2 separate regions of the Mus musculus genome follow, and region 2 is linked to region 1. Evidence: chromatin loops called from intact Hi-C (ENCODE). Cell type or tissue: heart. All regions are shown on one strand.

Region 1 (8,000 bases):
CAAACAAACAAAAAAAAAAAAAAACAGATTTCCCTAGCCCTTAATTGCTTCAAACTTATCCTTTACTGCTAAGATGTAAAATCATTTTTGAAAAAAGTAAAACATAAACTTTAAAATACCCTTTTCTAGGACTGAAAATGTGACAAAAATATTTAATGGACCTATCATTTTTCAGAGACTTCCGTAAGTTAAATAATAGGAGGTTCATGGGTTATGAAATCATTAGATCAAACTAGAAAACCTACAGAATTTTGAAATTGTTTTCTATCCCAAGCCATGGTTTATGGAAACTTTGAAAAGGCAAGCATGCATAAAGCACATTTGTATTATAATTATAATTCAGGCAGAAAAAGCAAAACCTAAATCAAGTTTGGTGTCAGGCACTAAATAAAAGTGAGCAAACAAAGAGTTCTTTTCCTAACTTAGAAGCAGATACATAAAATAAGAATGAGTTTCTAACGCTTTTTAGAGATGTCCAGAAAGAGTCCCAACAATAACTTGCTTCTCTTTCAGGCATTCAAGACTCAAAGATACCTGATTTGAGACTGAAATAAATACAAAACAAGCAATACAAAACCCAAGTTTGAATTGGGTTTCAAAAATTTATTTTTGAACATTGTAAATTTGGTTTTACTTTGCAAGGAACATTCTGTCTGGGTACTCGAGGTGTTCCTTGGTTGTGGGTAATATACCTACCATGCACTCATCAAACTAGACACTGAGAAATGCCAAGTGGTCCTTTCCCCTCTAGTACAGCACTATTTCTGGGTACTGCAACATTCTTTACTAAAATTTAGCTTCCGAATTAAGAAGCTATAGGTGAACTTGAATGATTAATTATAAATGAATGGGTTTTTTTCAATGTTTATATAACAAAGCAGTCAGTTCTCAACCTTTGGGATAAGATCAAGTCTATAACAACACAAAACTTGTGTTAATACACATGATAGTGTCTAAATTTTTAATCTCCTCATATATTTTATTATATGCAATTAGAAAGTAACACATTATTGATACAGATATTTAAATTTTCATTATGGAAAGTTCTACATAATTATCTAGTAATAACATAAATCAATATACTTTAAAGTTCTAATTCTTTGTTTTTAATTCAAGAAAGTTTTATTTTCCTATTTCTAGTTTTTTTCAGCATGACTGTTGGCCTCATCTGCTTTTCAGCTCTCATCATGTCATCTCCATGGAGCCTTGGGAAAGCTTTAGGAACCCATATCAGAGCTTGATCTGTGCTCCATAAGCTATTGCACATTTTATTTGTCTACCAGGAAACTATTCTGCCTTCATTTGCCAGGGCAGCTCCCCTCTCTTTAAATCCCCAAACCACAGCATCAAGTGCTTCTTAGTACCTCAGAAAGAATACTGCTTCTTTCCTGTCAGAGATTTTAATTATGGTTTATTTCTATGTGTTTCATCACTGTACCATTCAATGCTCTTTATGAACAAGAATCTTCTATCCAACCAAGGTGTCAGCCCTAAACATACATACATCTGAACAAAGCTAAATGGACTCATATATTCGTCACACACACACACACACACACACACACACAGAGAGAGAGAGAGAGAGAGAGAGAGAGAGAGAGAGAGAGGAAGAGAGAGACTCATTCATTAGTCACAGAGAGAGAGAGGCACACATATATACATGCACACATGCACATATGCATACACGCATACAAGCATGCATGCAATGTTAGAGGGAATGGGGGACTTATGGGAGTCTGAGGGGGTGCAAGGAGCATGGAAATAACACAAATACAATACTCATGTAGGACAGTCTCAAAAAATACGAAAATTTTTAAAAGAGTGAAAACCTTTAATTACTCCTCCCCTCATACTAAAAATTGACCCTGGGACTTCCCATTTATAGACAAACACCCTACCACTGAGTATCTTTATTTTGAGACAGTTTCATTACATTGCCCAAATAGGTTTTGAACTCACATTGTTGGCAGCCTCAGTATCCCAAGAAGCTCCTATCGGCATAATCCATGATGTCCACATATCAACAAATATCTCTGAAAAGTGAAAGGAAAGGAGGGAAACTGGAATAAGAGGAGGAAACTGAGAGAAAAGAAGATAGTTGGCTCAGATCTGCCATCCCAGCTCCTCGGAGATAGGCAAATCATAAAGCTGAAAGATCACAAGTTGTAGGCCTACCTGGGCACCAGAGCTGGTTATGATGAGCCTAGATAACTTAGTGAGACCTTATGTCAGAATAAAAGTAAAGAGAGGGCTAATGCAATAGCTCAGTGGTAAAGTTCTTGCCGAGCACACATGCGGCCTTTCCAGTACTGCAAGATAATAGTTCTAGTTAATTTACTTTGGGGGGCAAATTACTAGAAGCATAAATCATCACAAGATTAGAAATGTGTTTATGTTGATCATCAACCAAATTGGAAGATACTTAAAATACACATAACGTTATTGGTCTTTAATATTTGCAAATGGGAGCAATTAAGAAGTCGTGTACATATTGTACAAACACCTATTCCCATTAACCTTGCAAAATAGGAACCAGAACTATTACCTAAGTGATAAGATCAGAACAATCTAGGTTGTGTTTTAGTAAAACTTGCATTACTGAGCTTCCTAAATAATAATAATAGACAAAGCTGTAAGTTTATAGAGATGGAAAGAAAAACATGCTGGTGCTAAGGAAATTTCAAACAGATTCCAAGACTTATTTGGGGCAACTGTTTCCCAGGAATGAATTGCTTCACAATAACGAGGTCAAACACACTGGATGGTTCTCTAGAGGCCTCTTCTATTCAAAAGGGCTTTCAAAATAAAGTGGGAATGGAGGAAGAGACTAGGGGATGATGCTTTCATGAGCCAAATGCATTCTCAGAGCAGAAACATCTGTTTCGGTTTACATAGTTGAAGTATGACATTGCACATGGAAATTAAACCCAGGCACCATGCCGAAAACGCAGCCTGTCTGCAAAAAAGCTACATGCCCTATCTCCAGCTGGGGTTTGTAGAGATTCACCTCCTACAGAGCATAATATCCTGTGAGCCACCAGTGACCCCCACTCTCAAAATCTAAATGTCACAAAACACCATCCTACCTCTCAGGAAACTCTTATAGTAGACAGAGAGAAAGGCCAAGAAGGAGAAGGATTTGGTTACGATATGGAAACATTATAGAACTTAAGATACTTTTCTCTAGAAAGGGAATTAAAAAGCCAAAGATATAATATCCTTACTTCGAACTAAGAAATGCCAACTCTATTTCATTTTACCAAGTTTCTTCATTAATTAGGTAAACATAATAACTTTTCTGCTTGATAATAGGCTCATTTCTAGTAGCTACGCAAATATTCGAACATAATGATGTGCCTCTGCTGCCCCCATGTGGTCGTCTTGTATCTCTACAGCTGTAGTTCAAGAATTTAAGCAGTGGTTTGATTTTGTTTCCGAAGCCATTTTCTTCGCCTCAGATTTCAGATGTGAAAAAACGATTAAGGACTTGTAATTTAGACTCTATTCACAGATAGTTTGCATACTAAGGAAAACAGTCAGTAGTAGTGAACAGCACATGGAGAACTTATTTTCTGGGGTCAAAACATGAGGAAACCAAGTATTAATGTGTTCAAGGGTTACAGGAAAACTGGATGACAATGAGCTCATTAAAAGTACTTACATGTTGTGAGCAGAAACTAAGAAGGTTCGAGAAAACACAGAAAAGAACTGGCAAGCCGCATACCTACTGAGGCAAGGCTATGACTGGCAAACGGAAGGGAGTTGTGTAGGTTGCAGAATAAAGGTAGACATCTCCAACCCGCATAGAAATTTATTAAATCAAGAGAAAGAAAAGGGATTACAAAGGTAAATCAAGAGGGTTTATAGCTGACTTTTACTAAACTGATTACCCTAGTCACAGGAACTCGACATGCATTTGCTTAATGGTCGACCTACTCCCTTGGTCACATAAGTATCTATGAATTTATATGAAAATAATCTATCTCCAAAACTGAAGATGTTCTAGTAGGTCATGGTCTCTAATCCTTCACCCTTACTAGGCAATTTAAACCTACAGAACCCTGAAATCAAAGCAAAGCAGCCAGTGAACACCACATCTCCAGAAGAGGGGGCAGGGGAGGCTTACCCAGATGAGAAACCTTCTCTTGGTATTTTACTGGGGTGCTCTGTTCTGACAAGGTGTGCTCGAGAGTGAAAACTTCACAGAAAAAAAAAACACAGCCTCACACACAGTTTCAACAGTCTACTATAATCATCTTGGAAATACAGGGTTATACAAGGACTGAAGACCTGGGACTCCTGTGACACAAATGAGGCTCAGGAGCAAACATGAAACTCCAAAATTTGATCTACTTGCTCAAAAGGTGCTTGATAATTTTAATAGAAAGTTTAATGTGGACTTGATTTTACTAGATGCTATTTTTTTTTAAATGGAGTGCCAGAGCACCACAAGGAATAAAGAATCCGCAGAATGAAGCTCAAATAACAACGTCTCAATCCTCGCTCTTGTGAAACAACGGGAGACATTTACATAGCCCTCAAGAGAAAATAGCAACCCTAAAAAAGCACGGAAAAAGGTCACACTGTAATTGGACGAGTTTTCCTAATGGTAACGTGGTAAGCACATATGTTATTAATTGTGACAAAAGCAGGGCCTCCGGTTGCTAGTCAGAGGGCACTGAGTCCTCCTACTTCCAGACTGCTTCCTGCCAGCAGTCCTTAAAGATCCCTCAGAGCCTGCACAAGTCCAAACCAGGCAAAACCCCAGCATGGAGACCTGGAAGTGGACACAAGTCCCACTCCCTAAGCAAGGAGCATTGCAATTGACAGTTTCTGGCAAAGGGGAACTCTGTTTTCTCCAACTGAGTGTTGCTGGATAGGCAACCACACTCCAGGGCAGGCGCCATGCCCAGAAGTAATTGGCCAACACTCCATGGTTTTGTTTTAAAGTTTTGTTTTAGGTTTTTGGTTTTTGGTTTTTGGTTTTGTGGAGGGTAGGGGTGTTTCTTGTTTCACTTTTTTGGTTTGGGTTTGGTTTGGTTTGGTTTGGGTTTTTTGGATTTTTGGTTTGGTTGGTTGGTTGGTTTGGTTTCTTGTTATCTGACTCACTCTTTTTTGATTTTCTTTTTATTTGTTTGCTTTTTGGAAATCTTGTGCAGGAAAAAAGCATGGAGCTGGGTAGGTAAGGAGAATCTGAAGACAGTTTGGAGAAAGGAAAAATATCAAAATAATTTTTTAAATGTTAAAATGCAGTACTTTGGTACAGGCTCGGCGAGATGGAGACGATGAGAGACGCAGCGTGAGAAGCCAGAGCAGCTCCAAACCTCATTGAGACCGGCCGCCAAAGCCCTCCACACCCACTGTATATTTTTGGCTATTTCAGCCCTGATGAATTCAGAGTTTTTGTTGTTGTTTTGGTTTGGTTTGGTTTTTTTGTGATCCCTGCTCTTCAGGTGAGCTCCCCCCTCCATACAGTGGGACTCTGTATAGCATACAGGCTGAAGATGAACTGCCAGATGCGTTCGGCTCATGAATAAGTTTATTAATATGCCCCTACCGCCCGAGCCCCGCCAAGCTGTCGGGGATAAAATAACTCCACCCAGGAGCTGCCTTTGAACCCACATACATTTACAGACAGTCATCAAGTCGAGCCTACCTGAAAAGGGCCGACCGGAGGACGCCAAGGAGTACCTAGGTTTCATCCTCAGTGGACTCCATGAGGAGATGCTGAGCCCGACTAAACTCCTCTCACCCACGCATGAGTAGCACTCTGTTTCCAATTGGCCTGGGAGCCACTTGATAGAGGAGCTGGAAGACACCAGTGTGGTCAGTGAGGACGATTGCAAGCAAGTGGGTCCCAAGAACAAGATGTCTGTCGCCTGACAGGCGGCGGATTTCGTCCAGACACACCTATCACTGGCATTTTCAGTGTACACCCAGCAGAGTTCCAAGGAGTCCGCCACTCTGTAGTCATTTTTCTCGCTGCAGTTGGATATCCTATCTGACAAGATATGCACAGTTCAGGATGGGTTGGAAGGTTTAGTGGCAAGAGAGTCTATCCAAGGTTACACCACCAAAACCGAGCAGGAGATTAAAGTCAGCCGCAGAGTGATTCTAGAGAAGCTTCCCCCAGTCCTCCCTCGTGCTCCACCTAAAGTGCTTCGTCGGTGAGAACACAGGCAGATGCCAGAAGCTGGTCAGGAACGTTGACGACACTGTGGACTTGGAGATCAGCAGAGAACGGCTTTCTCCAGGCTTCAAAAATAAACATTTTAAATGCCACAGAACGTAGAGGCTGTTCACAGTGGTTTCATGGTGCCAGCGCTACAATCGGCCACTACATTACGGACATCTTCCAGATTGGGCTTAATGGCTGGCTGTGAATTGATGACCAAACGGTCAAGGTTATTAATCAGTACCAGTTGGTGAAGTAGACTGCTGACTTCTGGCTTGCACAGCCTACCTCCTGCATTACCGCCATGTGGACCTGCTGTAACCGTGCCCGTGTGTCTGTGTGTGCCTGCTTCCTACAACTGCCAACTCACTCACTACCCACCTCTCTAGTGGCTCTGTAGAGAGACTCTCCCTCTGCGCCAATGGGCTTGGGAGATTCCTGGGGGTCTGCGCAGCGCAACTCAGTGAGCTGCCACTTCTGAAGAACTGCTGGTTCCTGGGCGGAGGCGGCGGTTTACACTGTGTCCCAGGCTAGTCGCATAGTAGAATAAGTCCCGCACCAACAGCTCTTGCAAATTTGTGAAAATGAATTTTATCTTTCCTTTAGAAAATATTTTTTAAATTCATCACACTTTCCTCCTTTACCCTTCAGTTTTTGATAAATGACAAAAATGAGCCAGTTATCAGATGAGGTAGTTCTTACTTCAAAAAGAAATAAATACAAGAAATATATTGCAGGTTCCTAACAGGAAATGCATTTTAACGATTGTGAGAGGGAAACCCGCTGACGTAGACACCGCGGGTCAGACTCAGGCTACAGAAGTGGGTAATTGTAACTTCGTTACCATGAAAAGATTTCAAATCTCATTCATGCTGTGTACACATGAACAGTGGGCAAAATGATGGACTGACACTTCCCAGTGTCTGCTGTGTAATCTCCTGCCACGCCTCTCTGATGCCCTGTCCCTCAGGTACACAGAATAGGATTCCTAGGAGTATAAAGTTGTCACTCTTCAATAAAGGTCACAAAGTTGGTTTAAAAAAAAAAAAAAAGTAATACTTTTCTTTATATAGTTCTTTGCCCCCTAGTGGCCAGCTGCTTAGCAATAAATAAATAAATAAAAATGCAGAACTCAAGTTATCCTCCTGCCTCAGCCTCCCACATGACATTTATATAGAGAACTTGGGCCCTCAAGAATTGTTATATATATAGAAGATCCTAGAATTATGCCCAATGAAGACACAGAGACAACTGCAATCACTTCGCATGAATAAGGCCCACTGAGGGAGTCTTCCTCTCTGGTTACATGTAACTTCACCTAAGAAATAGAATGCTCACACCCAGTATTTATTAAAAAGTTACTGTGGCTTTCAGGCTCAGCTCCTGTATCCTACTCTTAAGTGTGCAAATCTGGTGAGTTCCAGGCTTCAGAAACCCTCTACAGTTTCTTGGGATTTGTTTGAGACATTGTCACCTCTGAGATATTGTCTGCGTGTCTGAGATTTGAAAGTTATAAATTTAGTTTGATTTGATTGCTCATCCCATCAGCCTTATCTAACAGGGGTTCGGGGAGGTACTCTCCTAAAGAGCTCTAGAGGTCTTTTGTCCAGGGCTCACATAGAGTACATACTCAGGTATGGAGAAGATAACACAAGTCTATAATACAAGAATTGCAGCTTCCTCATTAGGTATTTGTGTGACAAAATGCAGGATTTGCTTTCACAGCTTCATGCAATGGGCACTCTGTACCTCATGCAGGGACACCCCAGCCACACACCTGACCTCAGCCGCTTTCCTTATTTTCAGGGGAAGATTCCATAATCCC
Region 2 (8,000 bases), 450 kb before region 1:
GCCCAGCCAATCTCAGAAGTTCTATTCCCTGCCTCTTCTGGCAGCTCTTCTCCAATCTGAAATCAGAAGATGCACAGGGGGTGGATTTTTGTCCTATTTTATTGCTTCTTGTCGCCAAAAGACATCACTTTTCTTCCTTGAACATCTCAGTGTGGGCTCTCTGTGAGCAGGGACACATGGAGGAAGACATAGCATTATCCATGCTTATAGCATTGATGTCTATAAAAACAGATTTTTAAAAATAGTATTATATATTAGGAAAGAGAAAATTATATATAAAAAATAATTCTAAATGAGATGGTTTTCCTAAAGAGGGAAGTTTTGAGCTGGATCATTAAGAAATAACATGAATTGATATAATGGGGTAAATTTTTAAGTGTGCATGCACAAAAAGGGAATATTTCTATGAGGTTAAGACTAAAGAAATAAATGCACATGGCCATGATTAGGATCAAAATGCCCACGATTGATTTTTAAAGATAAATGAAGGAATAAGGAAGTGAAGGATAGGGTATCAAGATATAAGTTGGTCATCATAATAAGGGTAACAAGTACATTTTTTCTACAGAGATTTAATCAGAGATATAGTGGTATTTATTCCTCAACTAGATCTAGAAATACATAGAAAACTCTTCAGATGAGGTCTTGGAACAGAAACATAGAAAATACTGATGTAGACATATTTGTAGTAATTATTACATTAGAAATTAGAAATTCTATTCCACACTTTGAACTTTCTCTTTTGTAGTTTCTTACAAGGACAAGACTTGAAAAGTTTGATTGCTTTTTTTTCTCTTTAGTAATGCCTGTTCTGATTTCTTTAGTAACACATAAACTGGAAATTTTACAAGGAAGCAGTCAGGGTTGCTAAAGAAATTCGTGAGAAATAGAGCAAGGGGAACAGTAACAGATAAGAGTCTCAATATCTCTTCAAACATAGCTCAAAGACAGTTTTGTGACAATTGCCTCCAGTCTAACATTTGGAATGCAGAGTGGGTGGTGAGTTCAGGGCCTTCAGAGGATTTTCCTTTATAGTCTCTTACAGTTTCCTGTTAAAATTGAGTCAGGATGGACTCTGGCAAAACTCAAAGTATCAGAGTCTTCTAGAAAGATAAAATTTACAAAATGACCATGCCGGAGAATGGGAGTCAAAACACTTTTTCAAATTCAGACAGTTTTTACTGTTTCAGAGGGAAATTTAAAAACACACAAACAATTGTTGTAGGCTATCACAAAGCACATTCCTATGTGTTTCTGTCATGCAAATATGTATTTAAGACTAATGCATGTTATAAACATATGCATAGGCTGATGTACACATGCTCCAGATGTGCTGTTTCTGTGTCTGTGGGTTGTGTCCTCTACACACAGGGAAAAATATATTAATCATTGCTTTTACTGCTGAGGGGATGGGTTCTGCTCTCATATTTCAGAAAGGGGCTGGAAAGTGAGGGAAGCCAAACTTTTTCCTATTTAAGGCCAGAGCAGAGGGAAGCGAGCGGCTGAGTTTTATGACGGGCCCGGTGCTGAAGGGCAGGGACAACTGATGGTGCTACTCTGAGCTGCTTCTTCCTCTCTCCTCTTTTGCACAAAGAGTCTCATGTCTGATATTTAGACATGATGAGCTTTGTGCAAAGTGGAACCTGGTTTCTTCTCACCCTTCTTCATCCCACTCTTATTTTGGCACAGCAGTCCAACGTAGGTAAGTAGGTACCGATTTGAACAGGCTTTCTGGGTTAATTTTGCCTTAACTTCTTACAAAGGGTAAGATAGTGGGAAAATCAGCCTCCTAAGAATTTCCTGTCTAGCCTCTGACTGTGGAATGTTTTGTTAACCTTAATTTTGTTTTCTATATTTGATTTTTTTAAAAGTTAATGTACATGTATAATATTCTCTAGTTGTTTAAGGTAAAAACTGTTCTTAAATTAACTTGATTTCATGTTCACCTTTTAAAAAATGTTTTAAAGTACTCCCCTCCTGCATTGTGAACATCTTGGCATGCTCCCAGGCCATCTGGAATTTATTGGTCTCTTGTAATAATTTCATGTTCTCCTTTGTACACTGCTCTCTTTACAAAGATAGGATATTTAGCCATGTTTTTCAAAAGAATGCACTAGAAATGTCTCTGAAATGAATAACCCTTAAGAAGATACTAGAAAATAAATAGAATCCCTTATGTATTTCTGTAAAACTATAAATGTGGACTATCTATGGACCTTCCAGAAATGAGCCCAGGCTGCAAAAACGTGTCATTGTTTCTGTTTTTATTGCATTCCATGATTGCACACATTCAATGTGCTCAGAGTTTGCCAAAAGTTGTTTTATGTTCTGTTTAGCTGGATTTCCATTACTGAAGATAACATAATTTAACAGGAATATTTTTGCTTTCCTCCAAACAAGGTAAAGATACAAGTTTTGCTCAAAAAGGCAGACTTGAAATAGTTTTGGTAGCCAAATGTAATGATCTTTATTTTCTTGTGCCCCAAATTAAAAGCAACTGTCTCATTATTTACTTAAATACTTTTAAAAATGCATATGTTCCTTGTCATCATGAAAATTTGGGGTGCACACTTTTTTCAAAATAATTGTGTTGATGTAAATCTTATCTGTGGCTAAAAGAAGTTGCTAGCAGTTCTTTTCATACATAATCAAACACGTTGGTATTTAAACCTTTAGTTTTAGCAAATGCTTCATGAGCATTCGTTTTTCCACTGTGTGCAGTGTCTTCACTAGTTTCAGAAGTTATCTATGCAAGAGTAAGGGAAGGAGACACTTTATATTTCTGTATGTTCAGTCCACAGATACACAGAGAAGGAGCTCCCAGATTGCTTGTTTCTTAATTCTGTTCCCCTTAACCCACCCTTCCATCCCCCTCCATCTTTCCCCCCTCCTTATCTCTCCACCCCTTTTGGCTCCTTAGGAACTCCCCTCCCAATTTTCCTTCCTCACTCATCACCCCTCCCCCATCCTAGGCTTATCCACCTCCCTCCCCCCACCCCAGTCCTCACCCCTCCCTGTTCTCAGTGACTCACTCTCTGCTTCCCATCTTTATTTTCATCCTCTCTCCTCCCCAGCTCATCTTACATTTTCTTTTCTTTGGATAGTCAATTCCTTTTTAGCTTTCTTTTTTCACTTTCTCTTCACATCCTGCCCTCCTGGAAGATGAAACAACCCCAAGCCTTCCCTATTAATAGGAGACATGATCCAAAGAAATGTTAATTCCTTAGCAGCCCAAACTTTTATTCTGAAATCTAGATGAAGAATCATAGAATCTTAATTTTTTTTAAAGAAAGAAAGACAGACAGAAAGAAAGACAGACAGACAGACAGAAAGGAAGGAAGGAAGGAAGGAAGGAAGGAAGGAAGGAAGGAAGAAAGAAAGGAAGGAAGGAAGGAAGAAAGGAAGGAAGGAAGAAACCTATGTCTTTGGGACATTAATTAAAATATCAACATAGTATCTATAGTTTCTTAACAGTTAAAGTAATATGAGAAATACTATAGGAACAGTGGGTGTGTTTCTTCCCAATCTAACTCCAGTAAGAAGAGAAACATGTTTGGTTCTCACCATCTTAACATCATCCTAAGCTCATTTGCTTCCACCTTTGGGCTATGGTCTTTAAAACTCCAAGAAGGATAAAAAGGATTTAAGATCATATATTTCACATTCCTTGCAGGTTTTTAGTGAAAATCCTACTGAATGATTAACTTTGAGGAGATTTCAGTAAGTAGCAGACATTCAGCACACTGGGAACACTCAGAGAACTCTAAAGGGGTTATCTCCTATGTTCTCCAGAAATCCTAGAAGTCGTACAGAATTGCTAGACACTAACTTCTGGGAGTTTTCTGGAATATGAAACATGTCTCCACAAAGAATTCTTGTCTCTTTACAAATCTGTGCAAGTCTTACTTTATTCATGCCTTTTATTTCAGCTACGGAAAAAACGTGGTCTGTTTTATATTTCCTGTGGTTTTTAAGCATGCTGGATTTTTAAGTGCTAAACCATGCCACCTAGTGGCTAACAAAGACACCATTTCCATAACCATCGCCAACATGACTCTTGCACCACAGGATCCTCATATGTGTGTGTGTGTGTGTGTGTGTGTGTGTGTGTGTGTGTGTGTGTGTGTGTGTGTGTGTGCGTGCGTGCGCGCACGCGTGTCCGTGGGGGGGGGGGAGACAGAGAGAGAGAGAGAGAGAGTTTTAAAAACTAAACATTCCTTTTATAAGTAAAATAATTAGATAATGAAATGTTACCAGACATAAGAATACACAAACAAACTGGTAATATATTGTGAGACTTTTGGAAATGAATGTCAAAATAATAGACAGTTTCCAGCCAGGCATGGTGACACAGACCTTCATTCCCAGCTACTTGGGAGGCTGAGTGTAGATGAATACAAGTCCAAAGTCTTCCTGAGTTCAATGTGAGTGTCTGAATGAGAGTGAGACTCTTGTCTCAAAATGAAAAGTTTATAGAAGTCTGGAGATGCAGGTCAGTGGTAGAGAGCTTTTCCAGAGCATATGACGCCCTAGCCTCAATCTCCAATACTGTCAAAGAAAAGATAGAAACTTATCTAAATTCATTGCATCATTTTTTAAATGTATTTTTCCTACTCATTGGCTAATATCATCCTTGCTTAATATTTGCATTCTGCTGACTATAGGTCCATAAATAGATGTTAGTAATATTGCTTCCTTAGGACAGGGACAAAAAACTAAATGTCTTCTAAAGTTTAAGCTTCTACATTTTGCTATGTTGATAATATCACAAAAATTAACTGTGAACCATGAACTGATTTGTGATTTCAAAACTGTAAATGGACTGAGAGAATGAACTCTTGTTTCATATTTTTTAGTTTATTTCTCATTATGTTTAAAAAGGAAAATTATAGCTAAGATTAACATTTACATTTTCTCTTGTTTGTGTTGTCCGAATTACTAATCACATAGAACCAATGGAATAAAATGTATTACAAAGTCACGGTAGTAACCTTACTTCTAACAGAAGAAAATACACAATTATGTACATATTTAAATATCAGTCATGTAACCTACAGTGTGTTTGTAAAGCTTAAAAACAGGAATGGATGAATAGTTTAGTACTGAAACTAAAATTTAATGAAATACTACATGATTTGAGAACAAAAGCATAAACCTTGAACATCTGCCTTTTTTTACTTTTGTAAGTATTTGTAAATAATAGAGATTCCAAGTTCCATACCATTTTTGAAAATTTATTTATAAAGTTTTTTTTTAATGGTAGTCCTTTTTTCTATTCCTTACTCAATTTTTAACAAATTAATCTGGTTTATTAAGCAAAAGGCTCAGGAGCTAATGACTTAACCAGAAATTATCATTCTTTCTGTAAAAATGTACATTGTAAGTAAATAAAGTATTACCAATACAAGATTTTGTTGTTTCTATTCATAACCCCCTTTTATTTCCTCAGCATCTCAACAGTACTCAGAATGATGGGTAAAGGGCCTATAACAGACCCTGCATCACATTTAGATCTAGGATGGACCAGTCAAGCATTGTAGAAGAGAGCAAGTCTTCGGAAACCATGCTGGGAGGGAGAAGTGGAGAGGAAAGGCCCATTAATGAGTGCAGATTCTTCGGTGACTTGCCTTTGGATTTCTTTTTTAAAAGATTTGTCCAGAACTATAGGAGATGCTAAAAGAAAGCAAGGCCTCATTAGAAAGGCCTGTTTCATATCTACAGGCTCAGACCAGGCCTGGAGTGGTAACTCAGAAAAGACTGCCAACCACTGAAGCTCTGTGGTGACCACTGAGGATGACTGTCCCTAGTGCCGGGTTCCTATGTGTACTTTGTGACAGGCAATAACTGATAACGCCACCTTGAAGCCATTAAAGTGATTGCTTGTAAGTCAGAGCCGGGAAGATCAAAGATGAGCTTGCCTTTGCTGGACCTGGCAGACACTAAAGCTTCGGGTACACTGTGACTTTCTGGCAATGTGTGTGAGCTAATTCTCATAAAATGTTTCGTTCTGTTTCTTAGAGCTAAAAGCTTAGTGTCATTATTTTCCATGCTTAGGAAAAAAAAAAATCCACATTGTTTTTTTTTTTAATCCAAAAGTTTTAAAGGAGGAAACTTTGCCTGTCAGGAAAGCAGTGGAAACTCTGAGCTAGCTCTGCACAGCAGTCGTTTGTTAGCTGCACTTTGGAGAGTTACATTAACCACTAGAAGTTCTGTCTGTGCCTAACAAAAACATAGCCCAAGTGGATTCCTTTCAGATTAACTAATCAAAGCCTTGCTTTTTCCATGGCTGAGGTCAAGCCCTGCCATTTCAAATGTAATCTCAATGAACAAAACGGAAAGTTCAAATGGAAGAAATACTAAAATTGCCCCAAAGAAGAAATTGCCACAACTAATCCAAAACTTATTAATAGTTAAATTAGCTTTGATAATTAGCATTGAAGGATGACTTTCTCAGTTAACATAGTTGTGAGACATTTTTTGTTCTTATGTTTGTTATTGTAGAGGCCAACAAGCTATGTTTCTCACAGAAACACTTTATGATGTTGCACAGAATTTATAGTGCCCAAGTAGCATTCAAAGGAGACTTGTGCTCAAGTTAGAAGTTAACAAATGCAAATCAAGCAAAAACTATAGTTTTTGAATAGTAGTGCCTTAGCCATCCTAAATACATCTATGTATCTGATGAAGAATGTTTATGTTTGTTTTTGTCAGTCTTAGTGCCTGGCTTCCAAGTCACACATTCATCTTGCTGGTGGTCTGGATCCCATCAGGGTGGCCTTGGAAATACAAGCCTTTTTCATAAGGTCAAGAGAAATAAACAGTAGGATTCCACTCCAGATGGTATCTTCCCATTTTAAGATTAGAGAAAAAAAAGACATTTTGGAGATCACTGTTATTCCTTAAAAAAAAAAAAATCTGTCTGCATACTCGAGAGGGTACAGAGTTCACAAACCATCTGGGACAGGGCACTGAAACAGGTCTCTTTCATTCTATAGTATCCTTGAAAGCAGTAAAAACATAATGGAGTTAGGAGTATCAGATTTTAGAAAAGCATACTAGATTCAAATCTGAATTCCTTTAAGTATTTTACCTGGATAATTACTCAGTTTGACCCAGATTCTTTGTGTGCATTCAGGATTGTGACAGCATTCAGCTCAAAACATGCAGGAAGGAGATCATAAAATTGATATAAACCATCAGGTATAGTGATGAACACCTGCATTCCCAGCAGTCGAATGCAGTGATACACAACGGCATTTCGAGCAGTTTGATATTAGTGATGCATACCTGCATTGCTAGCCGTCTGCACCTATGTTCCCAGCAATCTGAAACCTTGGAGCAAGGACTGTGGTTTCAAGGCTAGCCTGGTGGCATCTATAATTTGAAAGAAAAGAAAAAGATGTCAGCCACTCAAGAGTAGTACCTAGAACAGAGGCTTGATCTATCATTCGTTTGCCAAGTACTGTCAACTACCATGACACCGTGAAAAGAATTAAAGTATCATGTAATGATAGGAAAGATTACATGAACATCTGCATTCTCAAAGTATAAAACTAAAGTTGCTACACAGTAAATTAAATATATTAAATATTTTCATAATTTGGTAGGATCCATTATAGATGTATTTCGATGATTATACATACTTTACTTTTCCATTTATCTATTTTTATTTTGGCAAAATAAATATCAATCAAGTTGTAGGAAAAGTTTAGGGACATAAAAAGCATGTGCCTATACAGAATAAAACAAAGAAACACCTAAGCATCATTCATTTAGTTTTCTTGGTGGAAAGTAGAATAACCAGAATCTACCTAGCCATGTAAAACAACACTTAAAAATGCACTTCATTTCTATTTCAAAAGACTGTCTCTTCAGCATCTCTGTGCTGATGCTAGAAAGGTGGCTCAGGAGTGCAGAGTGCGTCCTGCACTTGCAGAGGTCCCAAGGTCAGCTTTGAGCATCTTACTTTATTACGTTGTCCAGAATTGAAAATGCAATTG

What was found. A loop is a pair of places that touch in the nucleus more often than their neighbours do. Peaks named below come from ENCODE experiments on the same cell type or tissue, not always from the same donor. Only the 100,000 strongest peaks of a DNase experiment are listed, where the experiment ranks them.
Region 2: a loop joins it to region 1, with 3 times the contacts of the local background. A loop is called at or near these places in 6 of 42 quality-filtered maps.

What each region holds. Positions count from the first base shown.
Region 1 is chr1:45,762,991-45,770,990 of GRCm38, forward strand. Gm51621 (a long non-coding RNA gene) reads right to left here and starts at 2,116. Exons shown (of 2, transcript XR_003947815.1): 1 at 1,960-2,116. It also overlaps the pseudogene Gm8307. In heart, CTCF peaks have their summits at 3,373 (motif pointing left) and 7,258 (motif pointing left); DNase peaks (open chromatin) are centred at 2,841 and 4,801.
Region 2 is chr1:45,310,131-45,318,130 of GRCm38, forward strand. It overlaps Col3a1 (collagen, type III, alpha 1), which reads left to right and starts at 1,408. Exons shown (of 51, transcript NM_009930.2): 1 at 1,408-1,702. The coding sequence starts at 1,618. In heart, a CTCF peak has its summit at 3,983 (motif pointing left); DNase peaks (open chromatin) are centred at 1,501 and 2,951; H3K4me3 peaks cover 3,248 bases; H3K27ac peaks cover 4,522 bases.